2 separate regions of the Homo sapiens genome follow, and region 2 is linked to region 1. A link is an interaction called in ENCODE POLR2A ChIA-PET data of the cell type or tissue named here. Cell type or tissue: MCF 10A. All regions are shown on one strand.

Region 1 (5,000 bases):
ATCCCAGCACTTTGGGACACTGAGGCTGGTGGATCATGAGGTCAGGCATTCGAGACCAGCCTGGCCAACATGGTGAAACCCCATCTCTACTAAAAATACAAAAATTAGCCGGGTGTGGTGGTGTGCACCTGTAGCCCCAGCTACTTAGGAGGCTGAGACAGAGAATCGCTTGAACCCGGGAGGCAGAGATTGCAGTGAGCCGAGATCGCACCACTGCACTCCAGCCTGGGCAACAGAGCGAGACTCTGTCTCAAAAAAAAAAAAAAAAAAAAAAAGGCGATTAAGATCTTTTAAAGTGTAATTAGTTTAAATTTTGATGAAGTGTGGTTTCTAAATTTTTTCTTTTATAGATTATACTTTTGTTGTCTTATGTAAGAACTCTGCCTAATCCAAGATCTTGAGATTTTTCTGCTTTCTAGAAGTTTTATAGTTTTAACTCTAACAGTTAGATTTTATCATCTATTTTGAATTAATTTCTGTGTATGGTGAGAAATAAGGTTCTAAATTCATCTTTTACATACAGATGGTTCTGTCAACCTAAGTAAAAGACAGTCCCTCTGAAAGAAAGCAGTATTTATTCAGGAATGGGCATTATAATGGGAATATGCATACCGTAGTAAACTATGTGCATATTCAGGGAGGTAAAGGAAGACATAGCTTTTTTTTTTTTTTTTTTTAAGACAAGAGTCTCGCTCTGTCGCGCAGGCTGGAGTGCAGTGGCGAGATCTCAGTTTATGGCAAGCTCCGCCTCCCGGGTTCACGCCATTCTCCTGCCTCAGCCTCCCGAGTAGCTGGGACTATAGGCGCCCGCCACCATGCCCAGCTAATTTTTTGTATTTTTAGTAGAGACAGGGTTTCACCGTGTTAGCCAGGATGGTCTCGATCTCCTGACCTCGTGATCCTCCCACCTGGGCCTCCCAAAGTGCTGGGATTACAGGCATGAGCCACCGCGCCCGGCCAAGACAGATTTTTAAAGGAAAAATGAGGAAGATTACATCATTGTTTTAAATCAATTATGTTTGGCTATAAAGATCAGTGACAAGAGTGATGCCAGTCTGAGGTTGGACATGAAGTTACTGGGCAGATGTCCTTGCAGAAGTATTTTTTTGTGTAAGGTTGCAGTTGCCTTTGTGCAGGGTTGTGGCCTTTATGAGTTTTTTTGTGATAGTTTTTTTTTTTTTTTTTTTTAAATGTAGTCCCGCTCTGTAGCCCAGGTTGGAGTGCAGTGGTGCGATCTCGGCTTGCCGCAACCTCTGCCTCCCGGGTTCAAGTGATTCTCCTGCCTCAACTTTCCACGTACCTGGGACTACAGGCCTGCGCCACCATGCCTGGCTAATTTTTGTATTTTTAGTAGGAATGGGGTTTCACCATTTTGGCCAGGTTGGTCTTAAACTCCTGACCTCAAGTGATCTGCCTGCCCTGGCCTCCCAAAGTGCTGGGATTACAAGCGTGATCTGCCTGTCTCGGCCTCCCAAAGTGCTGGGATTACTGGCGTGAGCCACCATGCCCGGGCAATAGTTATTTTTTTTTAATCAGGTATTCATGCATGAGAACCCTCCTTTCATGGCCTTCCCTGGCTCCATTTGTCAGGGCTTTTAACACAAATGACTCAATTTTAATTCTAACAACTTTCACTTTTCCCCCTTTTGATCAAAATCTTTCTTTGGACCCAGGCACAGTGGCTCATGCCTGTAATCCTGGCGCTTTGGGAGGCAGAGGCAGGAGGATTGCTTGAGCCCAGGAGTTTGAGACCCACCTGGGCAACATGGTGAGACCCTGTCTCTAAAAAAACAAATAAAACAAAAGGGATCTTTCTTTGGAAGCATCACTGATCAATCATCTTGTAGTTAGGTTTTAATTATCTTTAGGTGCCAGGATGGACCTGTCCTGGGTTGTTGGTATGGTCCCATGTTGGAGGGAGTGCTTGTCAAACTAGGAGTCAGTGTCAGGACCCTTTCAGTCACATTTGAGCACACAAGGGAAGTTTGGAGGGAGTGATTCTCAGGCTAAGTCTGCCGGGAATCCATTATTAAGATCAGTTTTTGTCTGTTCCTTAAATGTAGGCTATCATCTCAGGGTTTAGGGCCAGCCCAGTATAATTCTGTTGGGTCAGTATAATTCTGTACTACTACAGAAATGTAACAAATAACATGTACAAAGTTTAAAAAGGAAAATACAAAGTAAAATTAATAGTAATATAATACCAGTTTACATAATGGTTTTGAGCCATGAAGCTAGACCTAAAGGCAGTCAGTTGAAGAAACCAAGTGACCATGGAGAACTAGATGAGACCTGTTGTAACCATGTGATCTGTTTTCTTATTTTGCGTATGAGTCTCAACTTCCTCAAAGGAATTTATCCAGGTAAATCATGTAGTATTAGTAATAGCACAGACATTTCTTTACTTAACCAATAGCTAATGCAGAGCATTGTTATCATTCGGCATTCCATAACTGGGTTGAATTAAAGCAGAGTGTGAATAATTTTTTTAGGGATGTTGCCAGAGTCACCCACTAGGTGGACTGAAGGATCTCTTAGGTCAAGTTCTGTCAAGTTACCAGCAGAAGCTACTGATTGTGAAATTTCAGTTACAACATTATCTTGCCAAGTGAAAAAGCTACGCCTTAAGAGGGGTAAGAGTCTCCCCTTGTTCAATTATCTTGGGAAAACCTGTCTACAGTGCGGAACCATCGACTTCTCATCCTGGTTTGCAGTTTGAATGTCTCTGGTTAAGGCATTGGGCAGTTTGGTGAACTTTTCTGTGTGGCTCAGACTTCGAGTACCAGACTTGTCCCTTAAAATTCATCGAGTTTCAGCTTATAGGGCTTCAGGAACAGAGCAATTTCTGTTTTAATAATTCTGTGGAAGAAAGTTGGATTGGAGGAACCTAGAAGAATTTAGGATCTAGGCCAGTTTGCAGGTAGATAATAAAAACTCAAATACAGTGTACAGGGCTACAGTCTAATAATAGATACAGTAGTTTTTCTTTAGAAGCATAACTTTTTATAGTCATCCCAGTTTCTACCAATCAGAATAAGACAAATTTGTTTATAAAATAGTTTTATTAGTTTTTTGTCTGATTATTTACATAAATGCAGCAAGAATAGCTGTTGACCACAAAGAAATCTCAGATTTATAAACCCTTCAAGACTAGGAAGCCAAACCAAGGGAGACATTAGATTTCACCTACAGCCTTAAGGTTCCTGGGCTGGCCAAGAAGTGACAGATTATATTCTCTCACTGTAGGAATGGGAACACCTGAACCCAGACATTGTGTGCACATTCTTAAATAAGATATTCCAGTCAAAGTCTTGGTAATATAACTAACGTTTCTAATTGTATCCTGTTATAAAGAGAGCAAACTTTTATGAACTTATGCCAACAACCCTATATTATCATAAAAATAAGAATACTCATGAATAGTTTCTGAATTTTACTTAACCAATATCTAATGCAGAGGGATCAAGTAGGGAGAAAAAGTAAATGCTTTCACTTTTGTTGAGATAAGTATTATCTTACCAAATTACTGTAAATGATTGATACTTTAAGAGAAAAATTTTCTTAAATCTGGAAAACTGAACATTTAAGTAAAGAACCAACAGTGTTTCAAATAAAAGTCATAAAAACATCATTGATTATTTAATCTCTTATTTTATTTTATTTTTTTGAGACGGAGTCTCACACTCTCGCCCAGGCTGGAGTGCAGTGGCACCATCTCGGCTCACTGCAAGCTCTGCCTCCTGGGTTCACGCCATTCTCCTGCCTCAGCCTCCTGAGTAGCTGGGATTACAGGTGCCCACCACCACGCCCAGCTAATTTTTTGTATTTTTAGTAGAGATGGGGTTTCACTATGTTAGCCAGGATGGTCTCGATCTCCTGACCTTGTGATCCGCCCACCTCGGCCTCCCAAAGTACTGGGATTACAGGCGTGAGCCACCGTGCCCGGCCTAATCTCATATTTTGTGTTGCTTAATCTTAATTAGCAGTTTTTCTAACTAATCAGTTTCTTCATTAGAATTCTGGAAAATTTTTAGTCCATTGAGCTTAAAGTTATTAGAAATGTATATTTAAGCGTACAAATCTTTTCCATGAACCTGATTGCAGATATTTTTATTTTTATTTATTTTTAAATTTTACTTATTTATTTTTTGAGACAGTTTGACTCTGTCACCCAGGCTGGAGTACAGTGGCCTGATGTCGGCTTACTGCAACCTCCACTTCCTGGGTTCAAGTGATTCTTCTGTCTCAGCTTCCCAAGCAGCTGGGATTACAGGTGCACACTACTACCTTGGCTAATTTTTGTATTTTTAGTAGAGACTAAAGACTAAAATTAGTAAAGACCAGAGACTAAAGACTAAAATTTTTTATTTTTAGTAGCCATATTGGCCAGGCTGGTCTCGAACACCTGACCTCAGGTGATCCGCCCGTCTCGGCCTTCCAAAGTGCTGGGATTACAGGCGTGAGCCACCATGCCCAGCCTGTTTTTAGAGAAGAATCAAAACTGTGAATGATGAAGATTTAGAATAGCCATGGTTAAAAATCTGATGAAGTTTATTATAATCAGCAATTGACAAAGAAATTCAGTTATTTTTGTGGCATGTAATATATACTAGAATTATGACTGATGACATATTAGATTTCTAAGAGTTTTATATACTTTTGGAATATTCATATTAATATCATATCAATAAATGTAACTGCAAGAAGATCTAGAATCACTTATTTGTCAGTGCTTTCCATATAATTCAGCATATCAAGCCTGATTTAGTTCAGTGTCTCTGTTTCAGAAATCTTTGAGAAGGTCCAGTGCCTTGTGGAACATCCTAAAGTTAGTTTGAGGTCAAGAAAGACTTATTTATTTTTTATTTTTTTAAGACGGAGTGTTGCTCTGTTGCCCAGGCTGGAGTGCAGTGGTGCGATCTCAGCTTACTGTAACCTCTGCCTCTGGGATTCAAGTGGTTCTCCTGCCTCAGCCTCCCGGGTAGCTGGGATTACAGGCG
Region 2 (5,000 bases), 76 kb before region 1:
ATAGCTCACTTCAGCCTCAAACTGCTGGGCTCAAGTGATCCTCCCACCTCAGACTTTGGAGTGGCTACGACTGCAGACATGCACCACCAGGCCCAGCTAATTTTTTAATTTTTTATAGAGATAGGGTCTCACTATGTTACCCAGGCTGGTCTCAAACTGCTGGCCTCAAGTGATCATCCTGTCTCTGCCTCTCAAAGCACTGAGGTTCCAGGTGTGACCCACCATGCCTGGCTCCCTTTGGCAACTTTTAATTTTTGAAAAATTCCATTCTTCTGAATAGTTTGAAAATATTTGCTTTTCTTCCAGGCATTTTCTTGAAGTAATTTCCTGTTTTACTTTCAGAAATGTAAAATATGTGACGGGGATAAAGAAAGATCTGCCTGATTTTAGGACATATAATACTTATATAAGGCCCTATCTAAAGTATCCCAAGAGAGGTGTATATTTGTCATCTTTTATAATTGATTTAAAAAGATTGAACTAAAAAGTAAAAATCTGTCACTTGCTTGCCTTGCGATTAATGTGGGAAAGGTTCCGGTTCTGTGTTGAGGTTGCTGGGCTATAGGGTCAAAAACTGGCCTGTCATCCCCTCTAGGATTTGTTCCTTGTTCTGTGATTTGCTGAGTGATCAAAGACCGATGATTATATGGCTCTGCATCTGTATTTCTGTTAAATGGAAATTTAAAAACAATTTTTTTCTTAGACGCAAGCGTTGCAGATTTGAGGCTAGATCCTCACATTTTGTGGTCAAGAGGGAATTAGGAACGTGCCATCCCGAACCTGGAAGAGAAAGAAAAAGTACAGAGCAGTCGGTACCTGGTTATAATTTCTGTCAGTCATTTTCACAGCCACACAGCAAGAACCCGTGCTGAAAATAGAAATAAAGATGATTGTCCTCATCTGAGATTTTTCTAAGCATAAAAAAAGAGGCATCATTACTTCTTAGTATCCTCCTGGAAAGAAGAAACTGAAAGAAAAGTGAACACTGCTTCTCAGTTTTTTCCTCTTAAAGATCACTGGAAAATTTTGTAGCATCAAAGCTTATTGCAGATAGAGCTATCTAAGCTACTTTTATTTGATCAAATTAATTCACTACTTTTCTTTTCTTTTTGAGATGGAGTTTCGCTCTTGTTGCTCAGGCTGGAGTGCAATGGCGCGATCTCGGCTCACTGCAACCTCCGCCTCCTGGGTTCAAGTGATTCTCCTGCCTCAGCCTCCCGAGTAGCTGGGATTACAGGCGCCTGCCACCACACCCAGCTAATTTTGTATTTTTAGTAGAGACGGAGTTTCACCATATTGGTCAGGCTGGTTTCGAACTCCTGACCTCAGGTGATCCGCCCGCCTCAGCCTCCCAAAGTGCTGGAGTTACAGGCATAAGCCATCACAGCCGGCCAATTCACTACTTTTCAAGACTCTGAATAACATTTCTTAGTGTATATTTGTTGAGCTGCCTACTATAGTAATTGCATTTTACTAGGTGCATGAATAGACTGAGAAGCTTACCTTCTGGGCAGAGGGAAAGACAAACAAAATATGCCATGTAATGTGTTAACTACACAGAAATTTGAAAGATGCTATGGGGGCTTATAGGAGAAGTGGGGAAGTGAATTATGCTCAAAGAGGGCTCCTGGCTAAGGAGAAAATCTTACCTGAGTTTTGAAGGATAAGCAGGGGTAGCCAAATGGAGAGGTGGGGACTTAGACTGATCTAAGATAAGTGGGATTCTAGGTAAAGGGAGCAGTCAGGGTGAATATTCGAAGTCTAAGATCTTCGGGGTCTGCAGGTGATTCTTGTGGACACTACTACAATTATTTTATTTTATTTTATTTGAGACAAAGCCTCACTCTGTCGCCCAGGCTGAGTGCTGTGGCGCAATCACAGCTCACTGCAGCCTCGCTCTCCTGTGCTCAAGCGATCCTCCTACCCTTAGCCTCACAAGACTGAAGGTGAGTGCCACCTCACCCAGCTAATTTTAATTTTTGTAGAGACAGGGTCTTGCGATGTTTGAAAGGCCGGTCTTGAACTCCCGGGCCCAAACAATCCTCCTGCCTTGGCCTCCCAAGGTGTTAGGATTACAAGCATGTGCCACTGCGCCCTGCCTACTATTTTAATTGGAGTTTCATGGCTGAGCACAGTGGCTCAGACCTGTAATCCCAGCAATTTGAGAAGCCATGGAACTGCCATGGAAACTGCTTTAACTGAAATTTTGGTTCACAGCCTTCATTGGATTATCTATTGGGGCAAGCTCGTATTGCCTGGAGGATTGCCTAGAATTTGAGGCTGCAGTGAGTCACTGCACTCTAGCCTGGGTGACAGTGAGACCCATATCTAAAAAAACAAACAAAAAATTAGAGTTTCTGGTTACTGGAGAGTTTCTGCTGGTTGAGTTTCAGTGCTATCTAGAGCTCTAACCCTTTTGAACATAACAACAATGAATCACAGCGTATGGACATGTTTGGACTGGTACATTGCCTTATTGGTCCTATTACAGTTACTGCTGCCTAATGCCTAAAGCATGTCCATGCTTTCACATGAACTAGATTTTTTTTTAAATGTAGATATTATGTAATCAGAACACCAGTACCTGGAGGCAACTCTTATGCCATTAATAAAGTATTTTATTGACTGCTCTTAGTCTCAGCTAACCCATCTGGATTACATTGTACTACTTTTCAATCATGGAAAGTTGCCTTTTTTTTTTTTTTGAGATAGAGTCTCTCTCTGTCGCCAGGCTGGAGTGCAGTGGCGCGATCTCGGCTCACTGCTACCTCCACCTCCCGGGTTCAAGTGATTCTCCTGCCTCAGCCTCCCAAGTAGCTGGGATTACAGGCACATGTCACCATGCTAATTGTTGTTACTTTTAGTAGAGATGGGGTTTCACTATGTTGGCCAGGCCGGTCTCGAGCACCTGACCTCGTGATCTGCCCACCCTGGCCTCCCAAAGTGCTGGGATTACAGGCATGAGCCACCACATCCGGCCCTAAGAGAAGAAAATTTTTAATGTCATTATTATAAAGGCTATTTCCTGACACCTGTCTCCCAAAAAACAACACAAGCAAACAAAGAGAAAAAGCAACTCTAAGCAGGATTACAGCTGTGTTTCTGGACCACACAAAGTGATTATTTCTGTTTCTGAAACTCAGCATATGGTCTGTCTAGAACTCTCTCTATTTGTATGTGGAAAGGTCGCTCTTTTGGACAGGAGTCATGGCTCTAGATTGGCACACATGGAGCAGGAGGATCAGTGAAATCACTCCTGGTCATCAGTGGGGTGACAGAACACCCTCACTCTTGACTTTCTAGATGAGTTAGTGTAAAGTTTTCCTTTTATGGGTAACTCCTTCTAGTCTCATTGATCACTGACTTCCAGATCTTGCCTGCCCTGCCCTGTGGCCCCCGGGGGCTCTGCCTCCCTGCCAGGAGAGCTGCTGGGATGCTGAAACCCAGAGAAAACCACAGGTCAAGGGCTTGGCTGGGTTCCCACTCATACATTCATCCTCTCATTCATTCATCATTCCACAAGTATTTATTGAGTGCCTTCTACATGTCAGGCACTTTTATAAGCAGACACCAAAATAGACTAAAATCTTCGTTTTCAACAGTCTTCTTCTATTCTAAGGTACATTTCCATTAGCCCTGGTAAGGCAGGAAAATAGGGTCTGGAGGCAGGGAACATAAGGCAGATTCACACTTGAGCTATGATAGGAAATATCCTCTCCATAGGGCGAAGGCCAAGTAAATGACTTTGTAACTGTACTTCATCCTCTCCATTTACATAGGGCGTACCCAAGTAGAGGGTATTTCAACTCCCAAATATTCTGCAACAGGGACTTTGAGACTCTATGCTCAGGCCCGCTCCCACACCATGGAGCGTACTTTCGTTTTCAATAAAACCCTTCATTCCTTCCTTTCCTTGCTTGTGCGTTTTGTCCAATTCTTTGTTCAGGAAGCCAAGAACCGGGACACTCTCCACCATTAATATTTCGGCGAATCAGACAGGAAGAAGAGGTAAGCCGAAAAGTTTGGGATTCATTTTACTCCCTTTCCTTTCCGCTCCATACAGGGGCGCGCTCTCTCTTTTCCTTTCCAACTGGGGACCCTTGGTGGGCGGCGTCTAAACATGGAAACAGCTGCAGATTTCTGGCCGTGGTTCGTGAAACTGAAGGGTTTCCATGTTGAGGATGGCCTAACTGCCATCTCATGTTTCGCTTAGGGGAACAGGGTCTTTTTACAGTTAGCTTAAGGAATCTGGGTGTTTTTCTTTCTTTTTTTTTTTCCTTTCTTTCTTTTCAGTCTTTCAGCGGCTGTTTATAATTGCACTGTCCAGAAGGGGGAAGGAGATCTAGGCGATCCCTGATCCCTGCAGCTCAGAGCAAACTCGCGCGTGTTTCAGGGGACTTAAACTTTCTTTTCTTATGCTAAGTTCTTCCCTTACGTACTCAACTGGCTAAAGACAAAAAGCCCACCTGGCATCCTGTTCTCATTAGAGTTCATGGCTATTATAAGACTCATACTAGGAGGTAGGCCTTGGAGGGGAAAACCTGCACGTGGTACCAGTGCCCACCCAAGGTCAGAGACATCTGACACTCTAAGATTGGACCCCACAGGAGGATGCTCCGTGGGTCCTGTGGACCTCAACCTGCTCAAAGGGGATGCTCTTAGCAGAGGCTCTGAGGTCTAGTACTAAATCCTCCTTAGAATTTTCTCTCGCAATTGCAATGCTGTCTGGCCCAAACATTGTTTGGAATCTGGAGTTTACTGTCTAAAGGGAAAGTGGAATGGCATTGCATGTATCCAGGCTTTTGTGCTGCGGTTCTAAGCTGGGAGCCTGGTTAATGTGTGACACGCTACTTTGGTAGGGTTTGGCCCCAGTGCTCTTTGGAGTCTGGGAAGGTTTGGTCTTTAAAAATCAAGCTGCCATGGAAACTGCTTTAACTGAAATTTTGGTTCACAGCCTTCACTGGATTATCTATTGGGGCAAGCTGGTATTGCTATCTCAT

Evidence for each region. ChIA-PET counts read pairs that join two places held together with the same protein. Peaks named below come from ENCODE experiments on the same cell type or tissue, not always from the same donor. Only the 100,000 strongest peaks of a DNase experiment are listed, where the experiment ranks them.
Region 2: POLR2A ChIA-PET joins it to region 1 with 10 read pairs; 9 of 35 experiments call an interaction of 5 or more read pairs at or near these places.

Annotation. Positions count from the first base shown.
Region 1 is chr4:139,165,535-139,170,534 of GRCh38, reverse strand. All of the region lies in intron 1 of ELF2 (E74 like ETS transcription factor 2), which reads left to right. Among named protein-coding and RNA genes, the nearest start is that of ELF2, 9.2 kb to the left of the region's middle. In MCF 10A, a CTCF peak has its summit at 2,541; a DNase peak (open chromatin) is centred at 2,514.
Region 2 is chr4:139,241,075-139,246,074 of GRCh38, reverse strand. LOC105379412 (a long non-coding RNA gene) reads right to left here. Exons shown (of 4, transcript XR_007058273.1): 4 at 243-780. Among named protein-coding and RNA genes, the nearest start is that of MGARP, 37 kb to the left of the region's middle. In MCF 10A, no CTCF peak of the experiment used is centred here; DNase peaks (open chromatin) are centred at 2,334 and 3,444.